2 separate regions of the Homo sapiens genome follow, and region 1 is linked to region 2. Evidence: chromatin contacts called from ENCODE Hi-C or POLR2A ChIA-PET data. All regions are on one chromosome and are shown on one strand. Each heading gives the region's core, a stretch centred on a gene start or an enhancer-like site at or near the end of the contact. The rest is flanking DNA. Distances are from core to core; before and after follow the strand shown. Region 1 has its middle 23 kb from the start of LINC01038. Region 2 has its middle 82 kb from the start of LINC01038.

Region 1 (6,878 bases), core at 675-3,174, 56 kb after region 2:
TGCCTTGAGTGGGGTGAACTGCAACCATGTGGCCCTAAAGGAAATGTCCCAGGGGTTTCTGAAAATCAATTTTTCTTTTTAGACAATGCTGTGATTTTGGATGAAAAAACTATAGAGTGTCTCCAAGATCAGTCACCTCTCCCCAAAATAATTCCTTCTCTGTGATGTCTTCTGAAGTCCACATTTTAAAATTCCTCCCTTGTCCACCCAAACACACACACACACACACACCCCCATAAACACCAACAAATTAAGCTCTGCACTACATCACATGTCTCTTATGTCTCTTTTCTCCACAGATTAATCATAAGACTTCAGCATTTTACCTTACATATACCTTGTTAGAGAAAAATCGCCAATCTTTTCAGTCTCAACACGGTTGTATTTATTATTGAGCGAAATGATAATTCTAAGATATAAGCTTTATGAGGGCAGCATTATTAACTATTTTGCTCTTTGTAGTTTGCAGTTTTGCCAACACCATAACAGAGTTTGGTATGTAATAGTTTCTCAATAAGTACTTGTTGAATGAATGAATCACTAAGAAAATTAGTGGAACAAATTTAACGGTTTTGCTGTGATACAATCTCTAACTTTCCTCCAGTTTAGAATTAAGCTCCAGTTTCACACAAACACTCTGGTATTCTAATTTCTCATTAAGCACCTTAATTTACCAGAGACTTATTCTGTTCCTATTATCTTGTCAGTGCTTTCGTACCATGACTAGAATAACAGCCATTTTCTCTTCTCTTCAATACATAAAAAGCCTACCTTTACCCCAAGAATGAATGCTTTAGAATTTTTCTCACTCTTGAGTGCTCTAAGGCATTGCAAGGCTTTGCTGTCCACTTGAACAGTTGATAATAGTCCTTTGATGTAGAGCTTTGAACAAGAGATAAGAAATAGTAATCTAACCATAGCTTATGCTGATAGTCAACAGGACCATCTTGCTATTCATGCCACTAAAGATTATTTTCTACCTTGCTGTCCAATTAACATAAAAACTCTCTCAAAATTATGTAGAGGCCATAAACTATACCTTCTAATTGTTCACTTCTCTCTCTCCCTCTCCTACCTTCTAGTACCGTCTATTTTTTCTGAGTCTTATCTGCATGATAAGACATAGGATGTAAACAAGAGTGGCATTCTATGTCAACTCTCCTTTTCATGGACGGTATCGCCTGAAATGAAGTACAGTCAGAGTGTAAATATATGTACCTTTCTTTCTGAGTAAACAGTTTCAAAAAAGAAGCCACAACAGAAGTGTTATTTTTAAAAACTGTTGATCACAAATAGTGGGGAATTTTTTACTGAGTTGGAAGGAGATTTGACAAAAGTCACAGTTGTTGGTACTAAGTTTTTGGTGCTGAGACAGGAATTGTGCTACCTCCTCATTCAACCTAGATTTGGGAGGTGACAGACCCAGTGCAAGTCTACTCTTGCATTCTTATGCTTTGAAGAATCTTGAGATAAACTCTCAGAAATGGGCTAACTAGCCACAGGAAAGTTTGTTATCTTTAAAAGACTTAAACATCCCACCTTCATCCTTCCTTCATTTGGTCTTCACCTTGTCCAAGAGAAAACCAGTCAAAGGGCTCATTTAGAAACATTTTCATTCTGTTGAGACTGATTCAAACATTTTCCCAAAACTTCTTTCTAGACCAATCTGGTTTTCCTGCCAAGAAATTCACTCTCACTGCTCTGCTTCCTGGGATTTGGGCATTAGCTATTGGTCTCTTTCTGTGGTTTTCTCTGTTTTTGTCTCCATGTTCAGCTTACTTTCCTTAATAAATCTAAGTTATCTCACTCTTTGAAACTTCTTGGTCCACATTGCTCAAAAGCAGAGCCAGAGGAAAAGGCAGTTCATGTCTCATTACTGTGGCAGAGGTTTGGACACTCCCAGAGGGCTCTCTGTTCCTCCTCCTCCCGCTGGCTATTGCAACAGGTTCCTGGAGTCAGACAATGCATTATCATGAGGATTACACTGATCAGCTCTAAGTCAGTTAGGTAACAGGAGCTCTTTCAATGGTGTCCTAGGATTTTGTCAGGTTGACTGTTCAAACACTGGTTTTTGGGATCCCCTCCAGCATTCCTTAATGTAATCCAGGCATGTTATTGCAGGTTCTATTTGAGAAGGGGCTACTTACTTGTCACTTAGAATATTTTCAGTTTTAAGTCAAAACCTTTTCAGAAAAAAAAAGAAAAAAAAGACAAAAGATATGAGAGCCCATGTAGGAGAGGCAGAAAAGAACAAAATGCAGAAAAGTCTATCAAATGCCAAACTTAGGTTAAGTGCACGTGTGCTCCGGAGAATGAGGTTTCTGTTTTGTTTTACATAGAAACTGCGATGGTTTTGCACTGTTTTGGTAACTACTGAGTAACTACTAAGTCACTACTAAGATCCAGTGAATTCAAAGGCAGAGGAACACAGGCAAGAGTGCAGGTCTGAGCTGCTTAGAAGGCTCAGAGATGTGTGTCTGTGTTTGACCCTCAGTGGGAGGAAGTGCTATAGGCTCCTGGTGGATGCCCATTTTTTTACCATATTATGCTATTGGATACTATTAAGAAGACAGGCACATTTCTGGGTGCCAGGGAAGAGACAGTGGTTCCAGATGAGTCAGACTGCTGCTGTCACCTCCTCCCTGCTGGAAAAACAAGACTCAGAAGCGACTTGGAGATGTTCAGAACTTGGGGTGAAGGCGTAAAGAGATGAAGTTTTCAAAGACCAACCATTTGCCAATGCCCTTTAAGTAGATATGAGTTGTCATATTTTAGCATAGTTTTTCTGGACAGAACCCCTTTAGATCTCTACTGTGATGTGACAGGCTCTTCCCAAACTTGCATAGAGAAGTGAAGTGGCTAGGTACAGAGCAAGGGGAGAGAAGACACTGTCTATAGATTCCAACCAAGGACCTTTTCCAGACCTTACTCTCCCTTTTTTATTTCTCATCCATTGTAATCTCATCCTGGGGTGCTATAAAGATACATATCCCTGGGGTGCTACTTAAATTATGGGATATAAATATAACATACCCCAGAGTCACCTCCATTAAATCTAATGGAAATTCAGACTTCATGGAAATCAACTATGGCACTTTTCTTGAGTATTTCTGGATTATTTAGTAATAATATATATCTTTCTTAACCCCAGCCCCATATATATATATTATATTATATATATATACATATTATATAGATATACATATATACACACATTATATATATACATATATACATATATTATATATAATATATATTATATGTAATGTATATATGGATGCATTATTACTGTGCATGTATATATATACACACACACTCTCCAGGATGCATTATTACTGTGTGTATATATATATACATACACATACACAGACTTATATACAGCACTGAACATTCTGAATTAGTAATAATTTGTTCATTTTTTATCAGACTTTACTAACAGGTCAGGGTGATATGGCCCAGCCTGAGAGGCAATATGGCAAAATATAAAGTGCAGGCAGAGTAAAAAAAAGAAATGCTCTTCCTTTTAAAATGTAGCCATCATTTATGGCCTTGGGTAGTTGATATAAACTCTCCACAACTGAGGGTCCTAGTTGGTAAAAAAGGCTTCATAGACTTATTGTACATTACATTGCTGTTTATATATACATGTTTTTATATACATTCCTTTTAAATTGAAGTGTCATGCTCAGTGCCTGACACACTATAAGTATCCAATAAATGACATCTCCATTTTTCTTTCCATATAAGTTAAAGGCCTTCTTACAAGAATTGGTGCCTAAAAGAAATCAGTGTATGAATATTTTAAAAACTGAAGTGCTTTAAAGAATGCGTGTCTCCCACTCTAAATTTCCTTAGATCACTAGTCTTCTTTGCACTTAAAAATGTCATCAGTATACTATGTAGATTCTGCCTTTGATTTGTAGTGATTAGATAGGACTGGTGAATCATTAGCTAACTCATAAGATTGTTGAATACTTGGAGACAGTGAGACGCAAGCATATCTCTAGATCTCAGTTGGTCCAAGGTACATGTCTCTGCTCCTAAAATTATGCCATTCTTTCTAAATTCTCTGAAAAAACCCTAAAATAGATAATCCATCTCTGATGCTATATATTGGCCTATTTTCATTCCCTATGGGTCTGAGTCCAACTGTCTAGCAAATGCACTTAAAAATGATAATGCTGTCCTCAACACTATCTTCAGGGCTCCCTGCCAGTTAGATGTTTTCAATGTCTTTTTCTTTCTTTCTTTCTTCTGGCTTCTCCCAGCGGTTGGAGCTGTCTCATGATGCTGCCAACCTCTACAGCCCCCTGGAGAAATCAACTTAGCTACAGGTTGGGACGGGGGTAGGGAATGGGAGTGTGCGGCTTTATTCCATTTGAGACAGGGGCCATATGTGCTCACATCCACACCTATGTATTTTTTCCTCACCAGTAGTTGTTAAGTTGTTAATTCTGTTCTTGATAGGTTTTAAAAGAAAGGGGGAAAAATGCTCGGGCTAAAAGACCCAAGAGAAGGAAGCAGGAGTGGTTGCTATGAGCTTTGAAACATGCACACGAGCGTGCATGCACACACACACACAAATACATGGACAAAAGGATAAATCGAAAAAGAATGCGACAACCCTTGCTTGGTTTAGCAGTCCGGTCAGCCCTACAGATGAGGAAGTGCTGCTTTGTCCCAAGCTAAAGCCTTGTTTTCTTGTTCATTGTCTTTCTGGGTAAAATCTGGGGGAAATTCACCTGTCTGATGCAAAGTTAAACTGCTGGCTTTAATGTGACTGCATGGGAACTTGGGTTTATTAATGAATACAACATACCCTCTTTGATTTGAAAGCTTTCACCCTGCTGAAAAGATTCAAAAGGCATCGCTTCCTGCACCAGCGGCATTCCTTTATCCGTCTCAGTGGTTCACCCCTACCCAGCTGCTATATCTCATTAACAAGCATTTGACCACTGCAGCCGGCCTGGGAGTGTTGACACTTGAAAAGCCCAGGCAGGCGTGGGCAGGCCATCAGCTATGGCAACAGGAAACTGCCCCGGAGACAACACTGAGAAAACAGCAGCTGCAAAAGCCAAAGTCAGAGCAGACATAAAGGGCTGCCTATATCCACGTTGGTCTGGGGTATCGATGCATGCCTGTGGGTCTGAATCCACACATCTATTTACTGTATTCACAGGATAGAAAGGTTGCTATCAGCATGTATCAGAGTCAGAGCTTTTTGACAACGCAGAATAATTTTTTTGACTTATGATGTTCTTGGATCCTTAGGTTTCTTATTCTCCTAACAACCTAAATTCTTGTTTGTGTACTTAAGAATATTCACCAGAGGCCTCAAGCTTTATATACACATTTACTCTAGTGGAAGTCATATGCACAATTAAAAAAATGTATATGCATGAACGCTTACATATTTTTCATGCTGCTACATTATTTTTCAAGAACAAGTAAACTTGTGAGACTGTCATATGAATATATAAGATTACTTTAAAAGCCTTTGGTTTAGGAATCAAACTGGTGGTTTTGTGTAAAATATTTAAGAATGAAAGCATTCTTTCAATTGTGCAATAGCTTGTAAAATTAAGTGGGTTATTTCATATATATTATTGATTATAATTTTAAATACCTATTTTAATATCATTTATTGACTATTCATTTAATTGTAGGCCTTTCAATACCATACGTGTTGTTTCTACATTCATCAGAAGAGTTTAAAGTATAGACTGTCTCATGTAATGCTCTGAGCAAGCATTTTTCCGTATCTTCTGTGTCCATTTTCAAGCCTGTAAAAGAATTTTTAGTGGCTAGGTAAGCGATAGTTCAAAATCAATGTTTTTCATCCATAAAGAAAGTAACCCTTTACAGAACAGGAAAAAGAGATCACTCCATAATAGCAGAAGAAAGAAAGCTAAATGAAAGCTAAATGCAAAAAGACACTAATGCAATGTGTTACAAGTGAAGGTAGTGGTCTGCCATTCGAAGAGTGGTGAAGTATTTTCCTGTCATCATCAGTACAATAGGCAATTAGTGATTATCACATTGAAGTATACCATTACTTTATTCTTTTCAGTAACTCAGATTTATGTACGTTTGCCTATCACTCATCAAAAAAGCTCTTTTTAATTTATTCACATTGTTACTCTAAAATAGTTAATTAGATTTAAAAAAGATGTGAATGTATTTTAAATTATCACAGCTTCTTTTGGGGAGGTTAGAATATGCTTCTTGAGTGCAGTGAATCTTCCAGTTCTACCTTCATTCACCTTTTATGCTCCAGGGAAAGAGTAGACTGTACCAGCCTTGACTGGAAATTTATGTTCTTAACAAAATAATAGTGATAGAAACATCTTCCTGAGAGCCATTAAGATATTTACATTTGAAGTCAGTTTTTCTGACCCAGTCATAGATGGTCACATTCATTTCTGATAGGCAAGATGCTGCCCAGGCTCTGGAATCAGACAGCTTGGGAGCAACTCTCAGTCCTGCCACCTACTAGCAAGGCAAACCTTGAGTAAGTTTTCTGTGCCTCAGACTCCCAGTCTATTAAATAGTGGTAAGATGAATAGTACTTAATTCATAGGGTGGTGTAAGGATTAGATGGATGTACACACACATACACTTCAAAAAAGTGTCTATCACATACTAAGCAGTCAATAAATGTTAACTGCTGCCATTATTAATACCAACCTCTTTCCTTATCATATCACAGTTTACCCTTTTATACTCATTTGTATTTCCATAGAACTTATTCTAGTTTATATTGTTATATGTGTGTGTTGACTTATTTATTTTATAACAAAACTCTTTCCCTGTCTTCCCCTAACCTAAGACACACACACACACACACACACACACACACACACACAACTATAGGCTTT
Region 2 (7,128 bases), core at 4,560-7,059:
CCAGGTAATAAGCATAGTACCTCACAGGTAGTTCTTCCATCCTCACCCTCCTTCCACCCTCAAATCATCCCTGGTGTCTGTTTTTCCCTTCTTTGTGTCTATGTGTACTCAACATTTAGCTCCCATATATAAGTGATAATAACATGTGGTATTTGGTTTTCTGTCTGTGTGTTAGTTTGCTTAGGATAATGGTCTCCAGCTCCATCAATGTTGCCGTAAAGGCCATGATCTTGTTCTTTTTTATGACTGTATAATATTCCACGGTGCATTTGTACCACATATTCTTTATCCAGTCTACTGTTGATGGGCATTTAGGTTGATTCCATGTCATTGCTATTGTGAATAGTGCTGGGATGAACATATGTATGCATGTGTCTTTACAAAGAATGATTTGTATTTTTTTGGATATATAGCAATTAATGGGATTGCTGGGTCTAATGTAGTTCAGTTTTAAGTTCTTTGAGAAATTGTCTGTGTTTCCACAATGGCTGAACTAATTTACATTCTCACCAACAGTGTGTGTTTCCTTTTTTCCACAACCTTGCCAGCATCTGTTATTTTTTGACCTTTTATAATAGCCACTCTGACTGGTGTGAGATGATATCTCATTATAGTTTGGATTTGCATTTATCTAATGATCAGTGATGTTGATTGCACGCACCTGCTACTACGCCCAGCTAATTTTTTTGTGTTTTTAGTAGAGACGGGGTTTCATCATGTTGGCCAGGCTGGTCTCAAACTTCTGACCTCAGGTGGTCCACCTGCCTTGGCCTCCCAAAGTGCCCAGCCAGCCAATGCGCCAGCCAGAACTCAGATTCTTGATAACTGAACCCAACAAAAACAAACCCACTGGAACAGTTGCAGTTTCAATATGAACGATTCCATTTTGTTTCTTAGATCTGTCTTCAGGTGTGTAAGAGTCCATCCTTAGTTCCTTACAAGCTTGCCTTTCTTTTTAAAGGATGCAGGTGGTATTTTAGCCAGAATTTCTAGGTGTTTTGTAAGAAGAGGTTTGCCATTTCTTTTTGCAGATTGTCTTTTCTGTAATTTTTCAAGAAAATGCAGTGTACAATTTTTTGAAAATTACATAAAAACTATAATTTTAAAAGAATAGACTCCTACTATAAAAATCTTATTTTAGTATATCCTCTATTCTTTGAAACTAAATTGTTTTTTCTGAAGAAGAAATGAACAGCAACATAACAAAATTTAAATCATGACAATTTCAGCAGTTTTAATGGTGCTTCATTCTTGGCAAAATGTTAGTAGTTATTACAATTTCAAATCACTTTAATAAATACCTTCCATGTGTTAGAAGACAACCTTATATTTTCAAAAACAATGCACATTTTCTTAATAATGATAATAATATATTTTAATAAATTTATTAAGCTATAACTGACACAGAATAATTTGTGCATATCTAAAGAAGATATAATTAAGTTTTGACATATGTATGCACCTGTGAAACCAGCATCATAATTAAGATAGTGAACATATTCACTACTCCTGAAAATTTCCGTGTGCCCCTTTGTAATACCTTTTTCCTGCCTGTGTCTAACACCTCAACCCTGTTTCTAGGCAATTACTCATGTGCTTACTGTCACTATGAATTCATGTGAACTTTCTAAAGTTTTATATAAGTTGACATAGTATGTACTCTTTTATGTCTGTCTTCTTTCCCTCAACATAATTATTTTGAGATTTATCCATGCTGTTATGTATATGAATAGTTATTTTTATTGATGAGTAGTATTCCATTGTACTGATATGTCCTACTTTGTTTGTCCATTCACCTGTTGATAGACATCTGTGTTGTTTCTAGTCTGGAGCTCTTATTAATGCAAATAAAACTTCTATGAATATTTCTGTATAAGTCTTTGTATGGACATATAGAGGTAATGAACATGCTCATTGGTTGTAGAATGTGAGAAAGAGAGATTTTTGGCCTGAGCAACAGAGATAATGTACAATCATGCATTGCTTAATGACAGGGATACATTCTAAACAATGCAACATTAGGCAACTTCATCATTATGGGAACATCATAGAGTGTACTTACGCAAACCTAGGTAGTATAGCTTACTACACACCTAGGCCACACACCTATTGCTCTTAGGCTACAAACCTACATAGCTTGTAACTGGACTGCATACTGTTAGCAGCTGTAACACAATGGTTAAGTATTTGTGTATCTAAACATATCTACATAATGAAGGGGCCCAATAAAATACAGTATTATAATCTTATTTGGACCGCCAATGTAAATTTCTGTTGTTCACCAAAATGTCATTCTGTGGCATATGACAATACTTGCCATGGATTATGAAGCAGAAAGTTGCAAGAATGACAGGTTTTGCTGCATTTAGGGTGTTGAGTATAATTCAGTAATTTAACTTTGGACAGTCTGAGTTTGAGGCACTAGTTAGAAATCTAGGTAGAGATGTGGAATAAGCTATTGGAAAACTGAGGCTGAAGTTCAAGGGTGAGGTCTATGCTTGAGATAGAAATTTGAGAGTTGTCAAAGTATATGTTACTTAAGGTTGTGATAGGCAGAATAATAGCATCCAAAGATATCTATTTCCTGGTTCCCGAAATCTGTGATTATATTATCTTATGTGGCAAAAGGGACTTTGCCAATGTGATTAAGTTAAATATTATGTGATGGGATTATTATCCTGAATTAATCACAAGGGTTCTTATAAGGGGAAGGCAGAAGGGTCAGTGTGGGGTTGGGGCCGGGCAGGAAAGAGAGAGAGAGACTTGAAGATGCTACACTGCTGGCAGTGAGGATGGAGGAAGGAACTATGAGCCAAGGAATGCAGGCAGCCTCTAGAAGATAGAAAAGGCAAGAAAACAGCTTCTCTCCTAGAGCATCCACTAGGAACCTAGCCTGCTAACACCTGGATTTTAGCCCAGTAAGTCTTCTGACCCTCAGAACTGTAAGATAACAAATTTATGTTGATATAAACCAGTAAGTTTGTAGTAATTTGTTACAGCAGCAATAAAAATTAATATAAAGCCATAAGATTGGATGACATCAGCTTATGGAGTGAATGACAACTGATATACATGTTTAAAATATGGCAGAAATACCTAAAAAGTACAAATATTGAAAATATTTACTATTTTAAAAGTGTCTATAGTTCCTCTTCTAGAACTCTTCTCAGCAAGTGAATGTCTAGGTACCTTCTCTTTCACAGAACACATATCTGTGAGACCATGCCATGCATGAATGTGATACAATTACAACATTGTCTTCTTTGGAACCTTGATTTCTATTTCCTGTGGATGCTTTATTTTTCACCCATGCTGTTTTAATGGCCAGTGTGTTCCAAAATGTGCTATTCCTGTTATTTGCCCTTTATCTATATTGCTGTGTTCCCTTTTGTCCCACTGGTTACAGAAGCTACATAGACTAAATTCAATTGTCACTTCAAATCACTTTCGGCCCTGTTGGGATGCAGATGAGGCAAGGTTTGCTTACTGTGACATTTTAGCCTTGGATCTAATTGTTTTTCTTTACTTCATCTCCAAGATTTTGAATTGTTGTATGTCTTGATCACTAGGTCCACTTCTTGGTCTCTAGCTGTTTGGATACTTTTCTGGCTTCTGGAAAATTACACCTTGTTGTTTGTCACTATACTGCCTTAACTTCTTGGTTCTTAGTTGTTGACCTGTTTCTAAGCATATATGCTCATCTTTGATTTGTCTTCCTGGTTTTGAGACTTTAGCTCATATCTTTTAGGTATCCACTGTTTCGTTTAGTCAGCACAACATGGCCACAGATAGTTCTAAATTAAAGAAATAAGATTTAGAGTTTAGACAATATATGCTCAGGGATCCCAGTGGCAAAGCCAGGTTTGAATTGCAAATCAGTCTGATGAAAAAGTCCATGTTCTTTGTTGTTACTATACTGCTTGGACTCTCTTACTCTCAGCCTTGTGACAGTTGACTTGCTTCTGACAACTTCTTTCCCTCAGGTAAACCAAGGAGGCCTTCATGCTTCATGTGTCAGTCCCAACCCAACTTCTCACTGCTGCTCTTCTGACAAATGAACATGATTCCGCTGTTACCTGCCTCTATCTGTATTTATGTTTTATAAGTTATTTACACATTTTAGCTAAAGACATTTAGAACATTTGAGTTTGCACTGATTATGTTTTTGACAATTGCATTTACTAGTAAACCTTCAGTTCTTCCTCTTGCTAACATAGTTGGAAGGAGGGTTCTTTTATTATTGAAATAACCAAAGTCCTTCACTCCATTGCTTGCAACTCCAAAATTTTACTTAACAAAAAACTATGTCATTAAGAATTGTCATAGTTTCAAAACGTTACCATTATGCCTAACAAACTTATTTCAGTGACTGCTCCACTCATTTGTTATATCTTACTTAACTCCATGTCAAAGACCAGGCTCTCCACTAAAGATAGAAACCCAAGAGGTGCAGAAGCTAGTGAGTCAGCAATACAGTCTCCCTCCCATCTCAGGAGCTTACTTGCAAGAGATGAAATGTGAAGCTTCTATAATAAAAAAGTAGCATCAGAATTGTTATTTTTATTCAACCTTTACATAACTTGAGTATTCTCAGTCTCCAAATCTAGGCTGTTTCTTCAGGCAGTGGCAGGCCTCCAAGGAGAGCTTTCACATGTCAGGAGTTCTGGTGGGTCTGAATAATGTCTCTTGAGGTTGTTTCTGATTTCCTCAATGGGCCCCTGTTGACCTCACTATGAAACCTGGGGAAAAGTAGGGCTCTGTATGAGGCAGGTAAATGCTCAGAGCTCTTGGGAAGGGGCCAGCATTAATGATGATTATGTAGCAGGTTGAAAGTGATCTTTGGGCTCTTTTCCATGTCAGGAATGCCTCAAACACAGCTGATGTGGGAGGCTCTGCAGACCCCAGAAGCACCACTCGTGTTTTAAGGGGAGTAAACTCCTTTTCACACTACCTCTGCCGTAAGGACACACAAAGATGAATGGCCAGCCTGAATGACAGGGCTGCTTCTCTCTGCAAGCTGCATACAGAACGCTTTGTGTTCATGACGATTGCAATACTTCCCTTCTGGCAGAGGGAAGCTGGCTTCTCTAGAGCTGCGGAAAGTAACGCTTGTTTCTGAATTGGTTAGAGTTCAATCTCAATTATGTCTGGAAACAACACACACTCCTTTCCCCCTTCTGTATGACTGCAGTGTTAATTTCAAGTGAACTTGTGCAAGTTACTTTAAAGTTGAAATAGCCACACAACACTGACATTTATTGGGCACTCCCTTTGGAGCCTTCCTGGCAGCATGGCCACAGAAGGTGTTGCCTCTACGCCAGGGGTTTGGAGCCTCACTCTTTCCAGTCTTCATGTCCCACCCTACAGCAAGGCTGGAAGAGATTATTTGCACAGGATCACATTCAATTCTGCCTCTCCTCCACCCACACAAAGCCTAATTTCAACTTTTCCCCAAGTGGTATGAAGCTGGAACCCCAGATCAAGTCCAAGAAAGAAAAAAAAGATATTATAATTTAATTTGCTTGCCATTTAAAAGGCATTTTTATTATGCAGATGGCTGGATTCTTGGATTTTCATGAGGTAGTACGCTTACCAGCATTAACATAACTCTAATTTGTTCTACCTTTATTGTTTTTTAAAAGCCTTAGTATTTCAGCTGACCATGTTTCTGAATTCCTTTATGCCCCTCTAAAACATACTTTATATAAACCTTGATCTGATGAAGAAATGCATGTAATATTTTAAAAAGGCACACAGCACAACAGTCATGAGTTGCACCTGTTTTTAGTATCTGCACATACTCAGCCAGGGCGTGTCATTGAATCAGCCCCTGCAGCTGTTGTTTTGCCATTAAAAAAATACTACTCTATTCATGTAGGTTTAAGCTTTGTGAACTCTAACTTGGACTTGTTAAAGGAAGGTTCTAAGACTCTGTCTGGACTGCTGATAATAGGTTAGATAAAGATCCAACATTAGCCCTCACACAATTACATTTACAGGAATGGGAGGAAATCTCTCAAACAATATAGAGTCCAGAAGACAGCAGATGTGGACCTTGCAAAATTAATGATTAACTGCATGCCAGTGTGTTTGTCAGGGAACAGTGCTGCTCTTTAAGGGCTTATATAGTCTATGAAAGAAATTAGCTCATGAGAGGACTCATAAGGACAAAAGAAAAAAACTTAAGTAGAGGCTTGACATATCCTGCTTTTCTCACAGGGCAAAAAGTTAAACATAAAGCTCTCCTTTTAATAGTGTGAAGTTCTGACTCTGAAGCTGAGGCAGATCATCCACTTGTTAAAACAAGATATGAACATTCTTGTTATTCCTTAAAGGGGGGAGGGAATAGCGTGCACTCAGAATGAACTCTAAATGTACTAGAAAGAAGGGGGAAATTATTGAACAATTATCCTAGACGTTGAAGACTGAAACCAAAAATTATTATAGGAGTGACAGGAAAGTAGTAAATAAGACTAGATGTTCATAATTTGTTATCCCCTTTGATTATATGGGCTTTGAAATGCCCAGAAAGTCTAATCAAAATTCACAGGTAAAACTGGAGATGAGTATGAGTTAAGTACTAGTAGGCTTGTAATTGATTAAAGATGTGTTGCAAGGAACACAATCTTCTAAAATATCTAGTTAAAATGAATTTTATAAGAATGATAATTTCTTCACATGACCTAAATTCCCTTTTAAAAATCCCAATTATGGTTCAGCAGATTAAAGATAGTAGAAATCCAGGAATTGCTAAGACAAATATAAATCGTGTAATGTTCATTTGGCTGAAGAACTGCTGGGATCCCAATTCCTTGCCAGCCCTGCAGACCCTCCAGAATGCATTTGCTTACTTGAGCCAGCACATCTTTGTAATGACAAGGTTCAATCCATAAGCCTGGAATGACTGTTCACAGTCTGGTAATTTATTTTATTTATTTTTATTTTTTAGGGAGGAGTAAGTTCAGTAGAATTAGGAAGAGAGAGATTGGAATTAGCAGTAGGAGAATATTCTAAAAGGAACTAATAAAAGAGGAGGAGATGCTTTGATTTTTTGCCTTACATCCAGGTTCTTCTATCAAGTTTCTAAACTTGTTCTTCTAACAAGTTTAGATGCCATCCTCCTGCCCC

Evidence for each region. Hi-C counts contacts between places; a loop is a spot of excess contacts on that map. ChIA-PET counts read pairs that join two places held with the same protein, here RNA polymerase II (POLR2A). Pooled maps may share reads with other maps.
Region 1: a loop to region 2 is called in a pooled map, with 2.3 times the contacts of the local background. The contact joins two enhancer-like sites. A Hi-C loop is called at or near these places in 3 of 168 maps with a recorded cell type or tissue (Caco-2, PC-9 and endothelial cell of umbilical vein) and 3 of 50 pooled maps. POLR2A ChIA-PET finds 5 or more read pairs at or near these places in 1 of 52 experiments (PC-9).

What each region holds. Positions count from the first base shown.
Region 1 is chr13:79,778,052-79,784,929 of GRCh38, forward strand. No RefSeq gene overlaps it. Among named protein-coding and RNA genes, the nearest start is that of LINC01038, 23 kb to the right of the region's middle. Within about 2 kb of position 1,925, at least 3 of the 41 ENCODE cell types and tissues checked have a DNase peak (open chromatin) inside an H3K27ac peak, as active enhancers do.
Region 2 is chr13:79,718,607-79,725,734 of GRCh38, forward strand. No RefSeq gene overlaps it. Among named protein-coding and RNA genes, the nearest start is that of LINC01038, 82 kb to the right of the region's middle. Within about 2 kb of position 5,810, at least 8 of the 41 ENCODE cell types and tissues checked have a DNase peak (open chromatin) inside an H3K27ac peak, as active enhancers do.